Regions from separate parts of the Mus musculus genome. Here regions 2, 3 and 4 are each linked to region 1. A link is a loop called in an ENCODE intact Hi-C map of the cell type or tissue named here. Cell type or tissue: heart. All regions are shown on one strand.

What was found. A loop is a pair of places that touch in the nucleus more often than their neighbours do. Peaks named below come from ENCODE experiments on the same cell type or tissue, not always from the same donor. Only the 100,000 strongest peaks of a DNase experiment are listed, where the experiment ranks them.
Region 2: it touches region 1 in a loop (5-fold over the local background); 4 of 42 quality-filtered maps call a loop at or near these places.
Region 3: a loop joins it to region 1, with 4 times the contacts of the local background. A loop is called at or near these places in 2 of 42 quality-filtered maps.
Region 4: it touches region 1 in a loop (3-fold over the local background); 2 of 42 quality-filtered maps call a loop at or near these places.

What each region holds. Positions count from the first base shown.
Region 1 is chrX:73,005,523-73,010,522 of GRCm38, reverse strand. The region is part of intron 12 of Zfp185 (zinc finger protein 185); the gene reads right to left. Among named protein-coding and RNA genes, the nearest start is that of Mir2137, 16 kb to the right of the region's middle. In heart, a CTCF peak has its summit at 2,199 (motif pointing left); a DNase peak (open chromatin) is centred at 2,222; H3K4me3 peaks cover 715 bases; H3K27ac peaks cover 581 bases.
Region 2 is chrX:73,490,942-73,495,941 of GRCm38, reverse strand. It overlaps Bgn (biglycan), which reads right to left. Exons shown (of 8, transcript NM_007542.5): 2 at 4,912-5,000; 3 at 4,512-4,624; 4 at 3,781-3,994; 5 at 3,109-3,219; 6 at 2,886-2,979; 7 at 2,604-2,742; 8 at 6-1,343. The coding sequence ends at 1,146. Among named protein-coding and RNA genes, the nearest start is that of Atp2b3, 9.6 kb to the left of the region's middle. In heart, a CTCF peak has its summit at 2,158 (motif pointing right); no DNase peak of the experiment used is centred here; H3K27me3 peaks cover 706 bases.
Region 3 is chrX:74,427,495-74,432,494 of GRCm38, reverse strand. It overlaps G6pdx (glucose-6-phosphate dehydrogenase X-linked), which reads left to right and starts at 3,615. Exons shown (of 13, transcript NM_008062.3): 1 at 3,615-3,672; 2 at 4,316-4,443. The coding sequence starts at 4,324. Ikbkg (inhibitor of kappaB kinase gamma) reads right to left here and starts at 2,814. Exons shown (of 10, transcript NM_010547.2): 1 at 2,674-2,814. In heart, a CTCF peak has its summit at 3,575; DNase peaks (open chromatin) are centred at 2,814 and 3,514; H3K4me3 peaks cover 2,659 bases; H3K27ac peaks cover 1,871 bases.
Region 4 is chrX:73,450,022-73,455,021 of GRCm38, reverse strand. It overlaps Haus7 (HAUS augmin-like complex, subunit 7), which reads left to right. Exons shown (of 10, transcript NM_028633.3): 3 at 88-155; 4 at 1,962-2,023. Among named protein-coding and RNA genes, the nearest start is that of Haus7, 6.5 kb to the left of the region's middle. In heart, a CTCF peak has its summit at 2,858; no DNase peak of the experiment used is centred here.

The DNA of each region.
Region 1 (5,000 bases):
CATGTACGCTCTGGGAAACAGACTTGCCTCTTGCCTCATGCACCAAGAAACATGCAGACTTCTTATGTTGATCACAGTCCCATTCCAACATCTCAAACCCGAGAAAGCAGTCAACACCGCCCCAGGACCAGGGTATCAACATTCTGAGCACATTCAGAGAACCCAGGCAGTGGCCTGGAGTAAGAAAAACAAGCTACCGCACTGACATAAACAGCTCGAGCTACATCTGAGGCCATCGAGGAGGGTATGTCTTCCTCAGTTTGTCTGCAATGTCCTCTCAAAGGTGGGGGCCACAGGAAAGACAGTAGAAGGTGTTGCACTCATCTCTCATCACTACTCCTGTCTCTTTATTTTATCATCTTAGAACCTCCCTGCAGTGCTCTGGGAACTCCTGAGGTAAGGACAGAATAAAAACCCATTATCAGTGACTACCATCCCTGGGAGGCTCTAAGCTGGCAGAACAAAAAGAATGTGCGATGGCCATGCTTTTCAGGGACTAGGTTGTAAAACTAATTGAAGTTTTCAGCCTCAGGTAAGAGGATACTAAACTCCTCTGCTGGTTCCAGCTCTGCCAGGAAGTAGTGCTGAGTAAACAGAGGCAAGGTTCTTCAGAAAGAGCCGCTCGGAGGCAGGGCAATATGGGGAAACCCTGGGCCTTGAAGCAGGGCAACTGCAGTTTCAGCTGTAACCTTTATAGGTCATGAAAAAGATATTGGTCAAACCCTCACAGGATGCCTTTCTGTGCACTATAACATCCTGAAGGGAGTATCTTAATTTCTTGCCACTCGGCCTCAGCTACTGCTAAACTGGAGTGGGGAGAGAGAAGGAGGCCCATAGGATGTGATATCTGTTGAATTCTCTGAAGCCTTCACAGACTCTGGTAGCTTAAGGCAACCACTGCCAATTTTTGACCTAACTACATACTGCACAAGAAGACAATGCCACTTTCTACGCAATGTAATCTGCTGCCTGACCACAGTTGCCAGCACTGAGTACATGTCTAACACTCACCTTCGTGTGTCAAATACAAACTAGAAAAAATCCACACTTGCAACACAACAAAGAAGAAAACAATCTAAGTCTTAGATTTAACATGTGATACCAAAACTTTGAAGGAAAAAGGTAAGACGGTGTGCTATCAAATGACTGAATAAACAACAAAAAAAAAAATTGGCAGAACTTTATCTATCTTGAAGGTTTTATAAAGGTAGCATTTGATTACTGAGGCTATGGAGCACTCACAAAAAGGGACCTATCATGACTGCCCTCCGAAGGACCCAACAAGCAGCTGAGTCAGATGCAGATATTTGCACCCAACCAATGGACAGAAGCAGCTGTCCCCTGTTGTTGAATTAGGGAAGGCTGAAAGAAGCTGAGGAGAAGAGCGATCCTGTAGGAGGACCAGCAAGTCTCAATTAATCTGGACCTCCAAGATCTCTCAGACACTGGACCACCAAACAGGCAACATACACCAGCTGATATGAGGCCCCCAACACACATACAGCAGAGAACTTCCAGGTCTGTGTTCATTCAGAGATGATGCACCTAACCCTCAAGAGACTGGAGGCCCCAGGGAGTTTAGAGCTCAGGTGGGGTGGGGTAGAGACATCCACGTGGAGACAGAGTGGGGTGGGGAGGAGGTATGGGATATGGAGCAGTTGGAGGGTGGATGGGGGGAGCAGGGAATGGAACATGGAGTGTAAAAAATAAATTAAAAGTAAAATAAAATAAAATAAAATAAAGAATAAATGTAGCATTTGATAATATTTTGTACACACTCCTCAGTGTCCTGCATGCTTTACATATGTAAACCCATTTAACTCTTTGAACTGTCTATGGTGGAAACTATTTCCATTATTGTTCATGTAAGAGCTGAGTGATCCAAGGGTCCCATAAAGTTACCTTGGGCTTAAATTCAAGCTCAAGAATCCCTGCATTTAGTCCACTTTGCACAATCAAATGAACACTGGGTAAAGCTCCTAAGGCTTCTGACATTTACATTAACTTTGTCACCTGGGTCTGTCCTCAAGCCCATCAACCACTGTTTATCAAAGGAAAGGGGACTATCCTTGGGTTTGGTCACTCCTAAGTAGGCTACTGTAGTCAACCGCCCTCTGACATTACTAGTAGGGGGATGGGTAACGGGAGTGCACTGGCGCAACAGGGACCATTTGTGATCCTCCAGCGCCATCTCGTGGCTGGAGCTAGCACTGCCTCAGGAGGAGCCCCTTAGAAGCTGGTCTCTGGAGCAGCCATTTTGTACTCTCCTTTCATAGCGGGCACCTCAGCCTGAGCTAGCGGCTGCAGGAAATGGCCGCGCGAGTAGGTGTATTCTTACCCTGGAGCTGGCTAGCTTACTCATGCGCATGCGCCCCCTCCCCCCTTCCCTCCCCGCCCCCCCCCCGCAGGAGCGATCCAAATCTGCCTGCGCAACAGAAATCTGCTGCAGTCACGGGTGCATGCGTCCGTATTCGTGGTGCCTGTCTGCGGCAGTCTGACTAGATCTATGCTGACACACTCCTCAGTGTGTGTGTGTTCCCCCAAGTGAACATAAGTTGCTAGAGCAAGGCTTGTCAATATTAATATTAACGTTTTTGTCTGGATAATAATACTGTGTGTGTTGAGAATGAGGCACTAATATCACCTGTCACTATAGGTCGTTTAGCAGCATCCATGATTTTTAGCCTTTAGAAGCCACCCTCGGTTGTGGCAACCCAAAAAATCTTCGGTTACTACTGTATGACGCAAGAGGGTAGGGGTGGGCAGGACAAACCTCTGATTGAGAGCTGCCATCTCCAGTGTATACTGGAGAAGAGAGGAAATTGAAATGCTTAAGAAAAACGCTGGAGACATACCTTCAGGAAATTAAACAAAAATCTCAAGAACTCTTGTTATTAATATTTCCCCAGATGAAGGGCTAGAAAGATGGTTCAGCAGTTAAGAGCAGTGTGTACTCTTTAGAAATCTTAAGTTTTATTACAAGCACCCACATACAGCTAGAAACAATCTCTAACTCTAGTCTCCGAGGATCCACTGTCCTCTCTCTACTGGCCACCACTGACGTGGCAAATGGGTGGTGTGCAAAAACATACATGTGCAGGCAAAACACTTATACATATAATTTTTTTAATTTAAATGGGAAAAAAAACAATCCAAACATAGCCAGTTATTAAACAGTGTCATCAGAAATGTTTGCTTTGATTTTTCAAACGGGTAAATATTAGAGCAATGTTACTATCTGGGCCTGAGCTCTGCAGTAGGGCAGATTTAGAGTTTATTCCTATTTGCTCATCACATGTGTGGACCCAAGTTTTCTCCTCTATCAAATTGCACAATCAGAAATCTTTCTTGGCTTGGGGAATAACACCAGATTAAGTACACCAGCTGGAAGGAGACATTAGCCTTCAAACACATTTCATCAACTAGCTTGCTCAAGTTTCTCAGAAGGTTTCTCCTTGAGGCTGTTCATTAGCTCTCAGCTACCACGGGTATGGTTTTGGATAAATCACTTAACCTGTTTGTTTCCCCATTTACCCATCTCACAGGGTTATTGAGGCAACTGTAAAGTACATAAAAACAACATACTGTAGCTATCATCAGCTATTATTTTCCTCAGTTCTAATCGTTAGTAAAATTTAAAAGAAAAAAAAAGGTGCATAACAAGGCCTGTAGCTTACAGATCCATTTTCCACACCACCTCCCAGCATATGATTTAATGTAAAAGGTGACTGTAGTGTGGTGTTAAAATTCAAATACCTATTCATCTTTAAGTCTATAAACCACAGCCGTTCTTCTTTGGATTAAAACCTGATAAAATTTCATTATATGGAACACGGCCCTGATCCAGTCTCCTCACTCATTAGTCTTCAACTACTCTATGCTTTGGAACATGTTAAATCCTAGGTCCTGATAAGAGATCCTGTCTCACAAAACACGATGTATGGTGCCTAAGGAATGACACTAGAAGTTGATCTCTGGTCTTGACACACATGCGCATACACAAACACACAGACACACATAAACACACACACACACACACACAGGAGCATACCCATGTGAACATACACACAGACATGCATACACATGTACACCCACATATACATACAAAATCAAACTTCAAACTAGTATAAGTGAGATAACTGTAACAGACTGCACTAAATCCTACAAATCTAGAAAGATACTTCATGTTATTTTGCAAATGAGTTTAAGGTTTAGCTTCATGTAAAACAAATGGAAGGATGATGCCAATGAACAGTCCAAAAGAAAGCCACCAGAGCCAGACTAGATCAGATGTCTTCTACAATAGCCAATAGCACTCTGAAACAGTTTGCAGCACTGTGGTACAGGAGAAAGAAAAGGCTGGATAGGGAGTCCCCACTGCCATGCAGAACTATAGGAGCTAGAGACAGGGGTTTCGGCTTAATTTCAAGGAAGTAGAGAGCCATTGAGAAGTTGAAAGAGGGGGATAAACACATTGTGGTTTATTTGGGAAAGATCTTTCTGATGCCTGCAAAGATAGCAAAAAGTTACATTAGTAGCAACTCAAAGAACCGAGTCCCTGGCCTAATGGCCTTTCCCAGACCTCTTCAAAACAGAGATTACCGAGGTGGGGCCTACTTTATCTGTCTCCAGGCACCCGCTGCAACTAGGTAGATTAGTGAGAAAATGAACCTGCTGCTGGGAGAACCAGCTGGGAAAGCACCTAGAAAAGTGTCCTCAAGGGATGGATCCACGTGGGGTGGACTTCAGGAGGTCATGAGGATGGGCTGGCCCTTCAGCAGTTTCAGCTCTCTTCAGACCAACAATAATAATAATAAAAAAAGTGACAGTTCTACCAATTCCAACATGGTTCCAAACTAAAACAGAGGCATCCCTGGAGACAAAGGCTACTTATGCAGATGAGTATGTGGGGAAGGCAGACTTTGTAAGAAGGCAGAGATTCCTCTATTATTAGGTCATTCATTAGTCTGTTATTGTTTTTTGTTTTTCTGCCTTCCCCA
Region 2 (5,000 bases), 490 kb before region 1:
CAGACTCGTATTGCACAGTGTTTCTTTAATTGAGAGACAACTGACCTCATAAGCAGCACTCCCTCTTGCTGGGTGCAACTGACCATCACCTCCTACCACATCAGGGACCCAGGGGTGAGGGAGGGGACCTAGCCATCTTGGGGAGAGAGCAGGGGCCAATGCAAACTGGTTCTGGCGGCTCTGATGGCCTGCTGAGCCTCTCCAGGGGCTAGGAAGCTCCTTGATCCTCGTCTTGATAGCAGAGTATGAACCCTTTCCTGGACAAAATGGACAGGATTCTGGGCCTCCACCTTCCAGCTTCCTCCAGGGTTGGGGGGTCAAGTTCTGGGTAGGGCAATCAGGAAGATAGTTGCCCCATATTTGTTTGTGGAGGGACTGGCTAGAGACCTGTGAAGCAGAAAGCAGCCTGGGGCAGATGATCCGTGTGTGTGTGTGTGTGTGTGTGTGTGTGTGTGTGTGTGTGTGTGTGTGTTGTCAGAGAGAGACAGATACAAAGATAGAGAGATACACAGAGACAGAGAGACAGAAATAGAGACAGACAGAGATATAGGCAAGGAGATACAGAAAGAGACAAAGATGGAGAAATATGACCTAGGTCCAGAGATGGAAGGGGACAGGTCAATAACTCCAGAAGGAAGAAAAGTGTCAGGAAGCATAACAGGGTTGGAGAGAGGGAAAGATCCAGGAGTTAGTACAGCCAGGTTGTAGCTGGGATTGACAGGTAGTGAACTTGTTGAAGAGAGAACACCAGAGGATAAGGGCAGCAAGCAGAGCCCAGGAGAGCTGGAAGTCAGACATGAGCAAGGAAGAGGAGGAACACATGCCTGGATGGAACAATGGCGGTGGCAGTGTGCTCTATCCATCTTTCCTAGCCCCTCTTGCCAAAAACATCTGAGTTTCAGGATGAGCAAGAAGAAAGATTTATAGGGAGTCTCTGAGTGGACATGGTTGATGAATGTTAAATTTCAAAGGTTGAGGGGAATGGGTGAGAGGGCCAGGCCATGTGCATATATGCATGCTTAGGAGTCAGGGGGAAGCTGTGGTGGGGCAGTGAGTTAATATTGGGGAACAAAGGTGTTGCTTCTTCATCTGGCTATGTTCCTCAGAGACTCTCACCAAGGCCACCATGGTGGCAACCACTGCCTCTACTTCTTATAATTTCCAAATTGGATGGCCAGGCGGTCAGTAACGCAGCGGAAGGTGGCAGGCTGCACTTCCCAGTAGGGCACAGGGTTGTTGAAGAGGCTGATGCCATTATAGTAGGCCCTCTTGACTCCGAAGCCCATAGGACAGAAGTCATTGATGCCCACCTTGGTGATGTTGTTGGAGTGCAGATAGACAACCTGGGGGCAGAGGGAATGTATCTGAGGCTTTTGTCCAAGGATCAGTGACCCAGAGCCATCCCAATCTGTCCTAGCCTGGGTAGTTGCTGTAAGTTGTAGGCAAGATGGAGAGTAGAAAGGTCAGGCCTGCCTTCACATCGGACCCCATCAATCACTTCTTAGTGTCATTTCATAGTCACCCTTTGAAGGTGATTCTTCTCAGGGTTGAGAGGAGGGCATACCGGAGTATGTTAGTGGGTGTAAGCTCTGATTAGGGCACAGGTATTTGGCTGGACTCAGGTCAGGATGAAGGGCTCAAGTGCAGTGTATAAACGAGTGGTGAGTTGGGATGGGTGGGGTGGAGGCTGTGTTTGGTAGAATGATGCTGTAAAACAAAGCAAACTTTGATTCTGACATGATATCTGTGTAGGAAAGACAGTGCCGAGCTAGAGAAAGTATCTAAGGAGCTAAAGAGATCTGCAACCCTGTAGGTGCAACAACATTATGAACTAACCAGTACCCCGGAGCTCTTGACTTTAGCTGCATATGTATCAAAAGATGCCCTAGTCGGCCATCACTGGAAAGAGAGGCCCATCACACACACACAAACTTTATATGCCCCAGTACAGGGGAACGCCAGGGTCAAAAAAATGAGAATGGGTGGGTAGGGAAGTGGGGGGGGGGAGGGTATGGGGGACTTTTGGGATAGCATTGGAAATGTCATTGAGGAAAATACGTAATAAATTAAAAAAAAAAAAAAAAAAAAAAAAAAAAAGAAAGACTGTGCCTTAGGTTAGGAGCTCACTGGTGATAGAAAGGTTACTGGCCACTAGAGGGTGCTCTTAGCCTGGTATGGGAAGTGCTGCCCTAGAAGAGGATGAACGTGCTTTCTACCATTATGAATGGATCTGAGCTTAAACAAACAAACAAACAAACAAACAAACAAACAAACAAACAAATAAATAAATAAATAAAAAACAAAACAAAACATAAATAAAATTGAGGTCCAGAGTAAGGTTGGGAAAGACCTAGTTTGCTCATGTGTTTGGAAGCTAAGTCAGGGAAGGAGACTCCCCTTTTCCAACCACAAACACGAAGCAGACACTGTTCCACTGAGGCCTGGATGAGTACATGAGACCCAAAAGTGAATCTAGGTCTTATTCTGCTCTCTACCCTGTGCCCCTTTATAAAGGGAGACAGGAGATCCAGGCAGTTAAGAGGCTGGTGCAGAGAATGGACCTTCTACAACTCCCCATCTAGTCTTGGAGAACCAGCTCTCACCTGGAGGAGCTTGAGATCTGGGAGGCCAGCAGGCACCCGGGACAGCTTGTTGTTGTCCAAGTGAAGTTCCCTCAGGGTAGGCAGAAAACTCAGGCTCCCATTCTCAATCATCCGAATCTGATTGTGACCTAAGCCCAACCTGAAGGTAAATGAATTAGAGGTCGTCAGAGGCTGGGGGAGAGGAGGACTCTGGGATAGAGCACAGGGACCTGGGTGCCACCCTATAACCTGCCCCATTTGCTAATGGATCCCTGCATCCCCCAAGGGCTGCCTCAACCCCACCTGTACAGCTTGGAGTATCGAAGTAGGTCCTCCAACTCAATAGCCTGGATTTTGTTGTGGTCCAGGTGAAGTTCGTTCAGGGTCTCAGGGAGATCTACCCAGAAGAGAACATGCTGGGAGGTAAGTGCAGGGTCTGGGGCAGATAAAAGGCCCATTCTCTGCTCAAGTACACTGTGCAAGGCCCATCAATGCTTTTGGAGGTTGGGTATTGACACTCTCCTACCTTTGGGGATGCCAGTGAGCTTGGCCTCTGAGATGCGCAGGTAATTGAGCTTCAGGCCATCAAAGGCTCCTGGTTCAAAGCCACTGTTCTCCAGGGGATTCCCGCCCATCTCTAGGAGAGAAGTCCTGTGAGCCCTGAAGCCAATCTCCACCAAAGCCTGTTCTTTTCTGGACTGCAGCTCTGCTGATTGCTTGCTCTTCCCACTTCCATAGAAAGCAGGTTGTGAATTTGCACCGCTAACTACAAATTCCAGCTGTTCTGCATGACTAGCTCAAGGCCTCTGCCACTATTCTTGGTCTTTGGGAGTTGGGAAGCAAGAGGAAACTGTGGGGACCCAGAAAGCCATCCAACGTTTGCTGCTGTGGTGGTCCACTGCCCTTCTCCCTTTCTCTCTCAGTCCAGTCGGTGTCCTATACCTTCCTTTTACCCATATTGTTTTTTTTTTTTTCCAGAAACATACTGGTCTTTTTTAGACTATATTTGAGACTCTTTCTTCAACCGAGCCTTTATAGCCACCACAGTCTTTTTCTTCATGTCCCAAAACAAACATCTGGAACATTCTGAGGCACACAGGGCTTTTCCATGACTACATGGACCCAGCTGCCCTGGCTGAAAGAGATATCCTCTACCTGTCTCCTTTATGCCTGATGCTAAGGTACAGACTAGTCTCACCAATGCAGTTCATGTTCCGGAGCCCGCTGAACACGCCCTTGGGCACTTTGCGGATACGGTTGTCATGGATTCGTAGTTCTACCAGGGAGCTGGGCAGGTTGGGAGGAATCTCCACCAGGTGGTTCTTGGAGATGTAGAGTTTTTGCAGCTTCCGCAGAGGGCTAAAGGCCTTCTCATGGATCTTGGAGATCTTATTGTTTACCAAGACCAGGGCCTAAAACGGGGCAGGCAACCAGGGTGAGCACCCCAGCCCCCCACTCCACCTCCCCTCTCCTCTGCCTCCTGAACTTGCTACTGATGGCACTTGGGAAACATCTGAACCTTTAATGGTCTCATGGAGATCAGTATGTGTTGGTGAGTAGAGTGTAGGGCAAGGAGCTGAGGTTAGCTCCAAGCTGCCCTGGTAATGCCATCACTGCCTAGCATACTTTGCTAGACAGTTTCTCTAAGAGCTATGATGGAATACACTTTCTGTGTTGTTCAGATGAGTCAACAAAACGTAAAGATTTCTGTCAAAAAAAAATGGGACCTGACAGATTTCGTCTTGTACCCATACATATAATGCATGGTTTTGGGCGTTCTCATTACAGCCAGCTCTAGACTTATCTCAGGACTCCATCGGTTCCCACCCCTCTTCCCAACCTCATTTGTGAGTACCCTTCTTCCAAGTCATAGGAACATCAAACTCCTCCTGGCTCCTCAGAAAAGGCAGGAGGCAGGAGGAGGCTTACGTAGAGGTGCTGGAGGCCTTTGAAGTCATCCTTGCGAAGCTCAGAAATGTCATTGTTCTGCAGGTCTAGCAGTGTGGTGTCAGGTGAGATCTCCTTGGGCACAGTCTTCAGACCTGGGGGCCAGCATCATCACCAGCATAAGCCTGGCTCATCCAGTCTGTTGTCACAGCTGGTGTAAAGGGGGTGGGTACATACATGCATATGGACACACACAGACACTGGGAGAAATGCAGGGACTCTGAGCACCCTCATACACCTCAGCCTGTGGTGACTCAACCTCCCCACTCCTACAGTTTTAAACCCATCTCACAGGGTAGCAAATGTATTCTTTTTAGTAAGGGCTCCCAGGCAGGGCCTGTGCTTCTCTGTACACTCTTAGCCTAAGTGCTTAGTGACTCACCCAAGTCAGAGCACTGAACAACCCGCAGGTGGCAGTGGCAACCGAAAGGACACATGGCACTGAAGGTAGGTGTGACAGAGTCCAGGTCG
Region 3 (5,000 bases), 1.4 Mb before region 1:
TACTTGGAAAAAATGGTCTTTACAGATGTAGTTAAACTAAGGATTTCAAGCCAGGCATAGTGGTGCATGTCTTTAATCCCAGCACTTAGAAGGCACAATCTCTGCGAATTCAAGGCCAGCTTGCTCTACATAGTAAGAACCTGTCTCACAAAAATCAAGGCTCTCAAATTGAGATCACTGCAAGTTATATAGGTGGGCCATGAGCCCAGTAACAAGTACCTTATTACTCAACTAGATTGATATAACCACAGGCCAAGAAACAACTGAGCTACCCACAACTATAAGACACATGAAGGATACTCTTGTACAGCTTGCAGATGAAGCATAACCTTGTTCACCTTCTGGTTTTATTCTCCTGGCCTCCAGACCTGTGAGATATCAATTTTCTGTTCTTTTAAGCCACTTGGCCTGTGGTCACTTCTTACAGGAGTCAAGAAAACACAAACACATGATAAAAGAGACTTCAGGAGACCACATTGTACCTGAAAAGTGTTCACTGGGGATAGAGACCTCTTGTGACTTCTTTGCTCTAAGAAGTGTGAAAGTGTGAACTGGGGTGTCCGAGACACATGACCCCTGATCTGCTTATGCTGGCTTTTAAACCAGAGAATATGCAGGACAATACTAACCTGGAGACCTTGTAAATCCTGCCTCATACTGACAACCAGGAAGAGAATGATCTCAATGCAAGTTTCCAGAAGTGGGCTTTCAATAAGGGAGACCTCCTGTAACACTGGGGAATATTGGCTATTTATACTAAAGGTGTTGCTACCCATAGGTCCATCTGCCTGAGCCCACACAACTGACCCTCCCCACTTTTTCACCTACTTTCTTCCTTCAGGTTCCAGAAAAGCCTTCTCTGCTGGTGACTCACTCCCTCAAAGGCTGATGCTGCTCAGGCCCTTTTCCTGAGTCCCCACTTCTTCACGTTGAGGAACTTTGGGACTTCTTTCTTAACTGCATTCACCCCTGCAGTAATTCCATCCGGTCTCATGGCTTTTAACCCAAATCTTAATGTTGATAATATCCCAAACAGTTCTCATTCCTAAATTCCAGATATTTATAAAACTACTTGGATGTCTAGAAGTCTTAAAAGAAGTTGGAGAGATGTCTCAGCTATTAGGAGCACTCAGTGCTCTTCCAGAGAGCCCAAGTTCAGTTCCCAGCACCCATGTTGGGCAACTCACAACCTTTTGTAACTCCAGCTCCAGGGGATTAGAAACTCAAAGGGAAGGGATCTAGAAGAGACTGTTTAAAAAAATATTGAAGTATGGGCAAGGGAGACAGCTCAGTGGATAAAGGCCCTTGCTATGCAAGCCTGGAGACATGAGAACATATAAAGGTGGAAAGAAGATAGCTGACTCAATGTTGTCCTCTGAGCTCTACACATTCTAGCCATGGCACCTGTGCTCCCTGTACAAATCATACATCATGCATGCATGTGGGGGGCACACACACAAATAGTAATTTTTGTAGCATGCCAATTATGTCTCAAGAAAGCTGTTATTGAAAATCGCAATGGGTGGAGCAAGAGAGATAATGGTTCAGGGATTAAGAGCACTTGTTGTTGCAGATGTGGCTCACAAACATCTGTAACTCCAATCCAAGGGGATCTGAAACCTTCTTCTGACTCCCTTGGGCACTAGGAAAGCATAGCAAAGCACCTATACACATAAAATAACATCTTCTGTAGAAAAGAAAATAATCATGGTAAAGGATTGTAATGGGGTGTGGATTAAAGTTAACTATGAGCTGATAGTCACAGCTAAGAAATGTGTACATGGAATTTACTATATTATTATTTCTACTTTTGTACATTTTAAATTTTTTCAGTAATTCAAGGCTGACAGCGCTATCATCTTTCACCTGCATTACTGCAATAATCTCTTTACGGGTCACCATGCTTTGCCTTTTCAATGGCCCTTTGCAGTTAATTGGCCCCACTGGGGCCAATTACCTCAAAAATAACTCAAACTACTTCTCTTCTCTACCATGAACTCTTTCAGAGTTTCCATTTCTCCTAGTGTTAAAAAGCAAAGTCCATACAACAGCCTACAAGATCCTATACCACCTATACTCCCTTCCTTCCTCTCCACCAACTATTCTCCCTTGCCCTCTCTGGTCCTTCCTTTTTCCTAGGAAATGCCAAGACAACACATTCCTTCTCAGGTCAGATAAATGTTATGAGGACAGGCAAACAGATTACTATGAATCATTTGCAAAGTAAACTGAGGTGCAGAAGGTAAGACCTTTAGTTGTGAAGGTACACGTGAAAACTTTTTAAAGACTTCAAATGCACTCAAGTTTGATAAACAGCCTAGCCTGATGGCGAACACCTGTTGCTCTAGCACTCGAAAGGCTGAGGCAGAACTTTGAGTTCGAGGTCTACCTGGCCTACAGTGCAAAACGTGTTTCAGAAACAGTTTGATCAACAGAAAATGTCTGCTACCTAAAGAGTTCTAGCACTAGGGGCCAAGCCCTTAGGCGACAGCTGCAGTGAAGGGAAGGGCAGATTCAATCCGACTAGCCTAAATAATCTGGGTAGCGAATAATTAGAAGCTTGCGGCAGAACAAACTGGGCCTAAGGTGGGGGGAAGGGTGTGGACCTCTGGAGTCTCGGAAGCTACGAAACAGCCACCGATGGAGCCCTGTCTTTGGAGAAGAGGACCACACCTGTCAGCAGAGTCGGCCAGAAGTGAAGAGGGCAGGAGCAGAGGGATCCGACCGCTCCGACAGAACCGGAGCTCCTAGAAAGTCCTAGTCAGGCGGTCACCCTTCCCTTCTCTGCAGTGGAAAACTCCACTTCCGGCTTCCGGTGTCGTAAGTGCGGGATCCGGAAGTAAAACACAGACTCAAAGGCTTGGAGATTAACCAGTGAATCAAAACCCCAAAGTGCCATACTCTGTTCCAAAGAAAAGTCTTAGATCGCCAGCCTGCGTCGGCCAGCAGAACACCAGAGCTCTCCTCACTGATAAACATCACACACTTATACACACACTTTTTTTTTGAGACAGGGTCCCATAAGACCAGGGTCTCGAACTCAGAGATCTACCTGCCTCTTTTTTCCCGTCTGCTAGGATTAAAGTAGTGCGTCACCACGCCCACACTCGCCCCTACCCCATTTTCAAGGCACCGCATCCGCACTAAAACACCCAAGTTTCAGTCTGGTCCTGCTACTGGGCTCTCTGCCGCTGGGCCCCCACCAAGGAAAAAGCCTAGAGGAAGCTGCGAAAGTCCAGCTCCGAAGCCAAACTAGCAGCTAGGGAAGGCGTGGCTATGCTGCTAACGGAAGTGGGGTCATCCGGGAAGGTGCAGGGCCTCGAAGGTCCAGCGGAAAGCTAGGCCATACATAATGGCTGGGTGACACAGGAGACGGGGACCCAGGAGAACTGTGTGGAGCTGCACTTATGACAAGACTTTGCGATCTCGAAATTGTAGGGGCAGCGGCATCGGGGAAGGCCAAAGGGCGGGGCTGGCCAGGGATGCGCGCGCATCTCCTCCTGCAATGATAGACTAGCCCGAAGCTCCTCCCCTCCTGCCTCTCCTGAGGCGGGTCAGCTCAGTCAAAGCACACGCCCTCTTGCGTTAAATGGGCCAGCGAAGCTTAGCCCCCGGAAACTGGCTGTGCGCTACAGATCTGTGAACGTGTTTGGCAGCGGCAACTAAACTCAGGTAAAGGGGTGGTCTGATGGCATGTCGGTGGAGGGACATGCTTCACGCTTGTACGCCGCGAGTCCCTTTGATGCGCGCTAATCTACAAGTTTTTAACCCATCCCTTTGTATCCCGCACTTTCCCCGCATTGGGCCCATGAGGACTAGACCTTTAGAAGAGAAGGGACTTTCGGGGATCACCCAACTGGGCCAGAAGAGAGCCGGAGCTGAACTCCATCATCTGCACAATCAAACGTGCTCAGTTCATTGTGGAGTTTCTGGCAGACACCCGAGTACGATACGATGGTCCCATATACAGAGTGTGATGCCGTAACCAGATTTTATCTAGCTGCCCACAGTGGATGTCCTAGGTGAATTATATTAAAGCTTTAGTACTTTCGTAATGTACAGCCCCTAGCGAAGGCAACTTTGGAGGTTATGGCTGGAGCTCAGAGGCAGCAGTTTCTGAATCTCCGAATGCATGTATGCTCGCGCGCGCGCGCGCGCGCGCGCGTACACACACACACACACACAGAGCATTCCCGGCCAGTGGTTTTAGTAATCGTCACCAGCCTGGTGAGAACCCAAAAGACCCTTGGATAAGGTTAAGTTGTCAATGCTCTTTCGTTCTCCTACCATATCAATGAGTCTTTTCTTCCACCAGAAAACATCATGGCAGAGCAGGTGGCCCTGAGCCGGACCCAGGTGTGTGGGATCCTGAGGGAAGAGTTGTACCAGGGTGATGCCTTCCACCAAGCTGATACACACATATTTATCATCATGGGTGCATCGGTGAGTCTCCCTTCAGGCCCCGAGTCTAAAAGATGAAATATAGCCTTGTGCAAGGCACTTCTCTCTCTCTATCTCAACTTTCCCAATTGACGGAACTGCTGAGGTACCCACAAGTTCTACTAGGTTGAACTCTATGGCATATACTCCACCTGTGTGTCCTGATCATCACAGCAGTACCTGATATACATGTACTTGTGTCACATCTCAGAACTCTGTGCTGAGCCATTGAGTGGAGACCAGACTTGGACCATCACAGGTGCTAAAGCACCACCCAGTAGCACTTCTTCCTCCTGGATGAAAAAAAAAAACTGATGTGCAATCAGGGAAAATTCTGATTTTAATGAATCTGTAATTTGAAAAATATTACTGTTAATTTCAGTGGAAGAATCTGAGGTCCTGCCTCTCCCTCTTTTCTTTCTACGGCATGAAGTTCCCTAGGGATAAACACCTCCTCTTTGCCATATCTTCCAAAGCCTACTGCAAATTTCTGTTCATCCCACCTAGTCCCAGCTCTGTTAGGAAAAACTGAAGAACAGAAGCAGTCAGAGGGGTGTTGT
Region 4 (5,000 bases), 440 kb before region 1:
ATTGTACAAGTAATTCTCTGTTTAGAGAGTAGGTATGGAGGGTGGTAAGGAATTAGGCACATGACTGACTTTGCTATTTTCCCACAGGGTCTGCCCCTCCTTGCAAGACAAGTTCATCTCACTGAAAGGGAATGCATTGGATTTGAAGATACAGGGTAGGTCTCTTTATAGGAATGTGGCATTTGCTGGTAAATTCTGGGCAGTTCTGAGCTTGGTCACAGTGTCTCAGTGAGTTGTGACATTTCCATTAACTAATGTTTTCTTTTGTATGGTGTATACTCTGTGGCTATTATTAGAGTCTTCTAGAATCACAGCCTTCTGGGATATAGTCCCAAATAGTACATTTGGGACCAAATAGTGCATTGTTCTACCATAACACTGAGAGGTAGAAAGCATTGTTTTTTTGTGGTGTCATCAGAGATCTCTCAGTGTACATATTAGGTTTATATGGCATTCCTAGGAGCCCCATGATTGCTCTTTAATGTGGCTTACCTTGTCACTATGTTATTTTGATGCTTAGTTTTTTTTGTTTTGTTTTGGTAGAACCTTAACCTGGTGTGAATGTTACATAAAGATGAGCAAAAAATGATATCTGTATAAGTGGCTTCCTTATAGTATGGCCAAACATTGATAAAATTTAAAAATGCTAAGTTTCTCAAAATCCTGTGTATATTCTGACCACTGCAGTGTGAGTGAGCTAGACTTAGGCCCTGAACTGTCCTCGTTCATCCACAGTTTGGAGACTTCACTGGACCCAGCCTCACTTTTCTCTTTGAAGATGAAGGCCTTTCCCTTGTTCACCTCCTCAGAATGTGTTGAGTATTTATTTGAGTGGAAGTAGGAGACACGAGGACAGGAAATCATTAGTTTCATTGACATGTGAGGCAGTGTTTGATGTGCTAGGGTACAGCAGTGAACCGTGCCACCCTCATGGAACTTATATGTTAGATGATGGGAAGCAGAGATGATGAAGAAGGAAGGCTGCAAGCTACCAGTTAAGGGAAAGGTGATACAGAGGGTTGGAATAAAGGTGATTTTATTGACAGAAGATGGCAAGAAGGGTAGAACTGAGCTCTGCAAGGGAACAGCCAATGTACAAGGACTCAAGTGGGCTATGCTTGGCAGCTTTGAGGAAGAGTAAGGAACAAAGATGGCTGGGTAGAGAGGATAATGAGGTATCGGAAATCAGTGGGGGGGATAGGGATAGGTCCTTATAGGTCATAGAGGGTTATTGGCTTTTCTTCCAAAGAAGGCTTTGCCCTCCATTAGGTTCATCAGGCTCCCTGGGGATGGATACTGTAGTGAAAATATGAACACCCAGGCAGCAGCTCTTACAGTAACTGAGGCAAGATATTGGGGAATGAATAGGTTAAAAGGTGTGCTCTACTTGATTTGTTGAGAGGAGATCAGAAGGATCAGAGGGTTTAAGTGCTGTGATTGAAGCAGGCTGGCTTGGAGGCGTATTGGCATCTGAAGAGTATTCCCAGGGCCCCAGAATTGTTACACAGATGGTCTGACACTACTTCCAGTGGGTCTTTTCCAGCATGTCCTATATAGGTTTGTACTGCTCTGCTCCTGCTGAGGCATAGCCTGGCCTGAGATGGGGTGAAGGTACTGCTCTAACACTGATGCTGGTCCAAAGCTCTCTAACCTTTGTTTATATACTAGATGGCCATGTAAAAATGTGCTAGATACTGCAGAAGATATGGCGAGGTATTCCCTATTCCTCGAGGGGGCTTCAGACTCCATATCTGTAAAATATAGCCTAGACTCACTCACCTTCAAGATGGCATGACAGGAGAATGGGCATGAGAGACATTTGGCTCATCTGGTCTTTTGTGCCCCCACCCCTGCTATGGGGAAAAAAGCCTCAGTATCCTATATGTTCTAAGTGCTGGGATGTCTTGTATCCTCCTCTGTTTGGGTGGGTCTACAGTGATAAGGTTTTTGTGTTCTAACAGAGATGTTGAAGCTAGGCCATGAGCTGATGTTTTGTGCACCAGATGACCAGGATCTTCTAATGGTAAGAAAGGAACCTCTTCTGTCTCTGCAGAGGATGCACATGTTGGGTTTTTTGTTTTTGTTTTTGTTTTTTCTGTCCTGGACTGGTGAGAGAATGGGAGCTCCAGAGCCCATGTGGCTGGCAAGACTGCTTCTCTAGGCATCCCCAGGTTAAGCATTGCAAGAAATCTTTCAGGGAGACAAACAATTGGGACAGCTAATGAATGAACCATTTTTGGTGGGGTTGTATTTCATTATGCTGTTTAGTCTCTCTCTAGATAGGGTTTGCTTTTAAGCAGAGCTGGTTCACAGAGCTTGTCAGCAGCAAGAACAAAGAATTCCCATCTCCTTCCTGCCACTGGCCCCATGTCAGCCTCCCTCACTGTAGGAATGTTTGTTACCTTAGTAAGCCAACATAGATTAGGATAACTTTATCTCCCAAGTGTGTATCCAATGGGCTATGCTTCTCTTGTTTTCTGGTTGGAAGTTGTTACATGGTTCTTTGCTGATACTTTGTGCTTTCTGTTTCTTGTTCAGAATTGCTCTTTCAAGCGCTTTTCTAATGATTACTTGAAGCTGTCAGTTCATTTGCCTTTCTATAATCCCTGTATTGGCATCTAATGAGCATCTTTTCTTGTGCAAGTTGAGGTCTTTGTGGTTTTTCATATGTTGGATGATTGTGGTTTTGTCCTGCTCATGTTGACTGTTACTTGGATTTTGTTAAATTTCATGGAAAGTTAAGATCCATATATTCCAGCAAGCTCTAGGTTTGCTTTAGTTTATGCAGCCAGGACCACCCCTCCTCTCTCTCCTGAGCTTCCACTGTCAGCTCATCTTCTTCCCATCTATCCTGCATGCGCCACCCAGTGGTTGAGCCTGGCTTCACACCTGGCTTAGTAATCAGTCATATGCACGCACAGTCAGGGCTGGTCCAGACTTCCAAAACTGATTTTTGGAGTTATTTTCTTCATCTCTTTCCTCTCTGCCATTCTCCCTCTCCTCTCCTCTCCTCTCCTCTCCTCTCCTCTCCTCTCCTCTCCTCTCCTCTCCTCTCCTCTCCTCTCCTCTCCTCTCCTCTCCTCCTCTCTCTCTCTTTTTCTCTCTCTCTCTCTCTTTCTCTCCTCCCCCCTCCTCTGGTTTGGTTTTTCGAGACAGGGTTTCTCTGTGTAGCCCTGGCTGTCCTGGAACTCACTTTGTAGACCAGGCTGGCCTCAAACTCAGAAATCTGCCTGCCTCTGCCTCCCAAGTGCTGGGATCAAAGGCGTGCGCCACCACTGCCCAGCCTCTCTGCCATTCTCTAAGCTTTTCACTTTCCCAGAGCTGTCCTTTTCTATCCTCCAGCTACAGCCCACTTGCACGACGGATTAAGTAACTATAAGGCAGAAAGGAAAAACTATCAAGAGGTTCCTGGAAAGACACTTTTTATCACTGATCAAAAGACCAATGAAAATTTAAACTGCATAGGCGTGTTCCACTCATGCCATGATATCTAGAGTTAGAAGGAAAAATAGCACAGGATGACAAGGATGGGGAGACGTAGGAACCCTCATATATTCCAGTAGGGACACAAATAATACGGCTACTGTGGAAGACAGTTAATACAGATGTACAGAATTCATTGTGAATGTTCATAGATACCCATTAACTGATGAGGTAATTTTCAAGAAAGAAGACGTTGCTGCCACATGTGACAACATAGATGATGTTTGAGGATGTTATGCTAAGTGAAAAGCAGATATTAAAATGTAGTATAAGGTCATAATAAATTGTCACATATTGTAAGATTCCTTGTGTGTGGACTGTTCTGAAGAGGTGAGTCCATAAAGAAAGATAGGAGTATAGTGATTGCTAGGGGCTCAGGCAGAGGTAAATAAGAAATGACTGTATGACTGTCAGTGGGTTTAGAGTTTGTTTTGGGGGTGTTAGAGATGTTTCTAAAATGTGGCTAGGAGACTTGAAAGATGATTCAGTGGTTAAGAGAACTTGCTACTCTTCCAGAGGAGTGGGTCAGATTCCTAGCACCTATATGGTGGCTCACAACCACTTATAACTCCAGTTCCAAGGGATAGAGTGGCTTTTTTTTGGCCTCCTTGGGTACTTCACTCATGTGGTACACTGATATCCATATAGGAAAACAGACACATAACATAAATAAATTTTTAAAAATTGACTATGATAATGACCTCCTGGCTCCCTGACTATTCTAACAATCACTGCACTATACATTTAAAATTTTTAACATTTAATTTAAGTTAACAGAATTTAACACAGTGAATTAAAGTTAAACAAACAAAAAACACTATAGCCAAGTGAAAAAAAAAACCAACAACAAAGAACATCTAGGAGAACAGCAAGTACAAGAGACCTTGTACTGTGCTTGATGCGTTCAGAAACCTGTCAGCAGACTGGTTAGGGCAGAGTAGACTGGAAACAAGGAAAATGAATAGAGCAGAGTGGGTAGATGTGATTGATGGCCTTTGTAGGCTAGAGGAGGCTTTAGCACATACAGGGGGGTATATTGGGAGCTTGGAGCTGAGGGACATGGATTTCTATTTAGTCTGACAGTGATGGCTGTGGCTAATGTGTGGAGTGGACTGTGAGAGACCTGTTGGCAGGTTACAGCAGTGTCGAGGCATGTAAGGAGATATCTCGAATGGCAGTGGTAGTGGGGAAATTGGAGTAGTGGCTAGATTCAGCCGGACCCACTGGATTTGTTGATGTAGTAAGGTATAGGCAGGGACGACACTCAACAGTCACTCTCTAGAAATATCTGGAGAATGAGTTCACAAAGACTTATACCTTATCATATCTCTAGACCTTTCCAGAGTGTGATTATTAGTCTTGCCCTTTGCTGGAGAGTAGAGAGGAGACAGATAGGGTATGGTATAGTGATGGGCTTCAGTAAGGTGGCCACAGAGCAGCCTGCTGGAGGCCAGCATGTACACTTGTACATGTACATGGTCTTGTACAGCCTGGATCCTGGTAATCCAGAAGGGTCA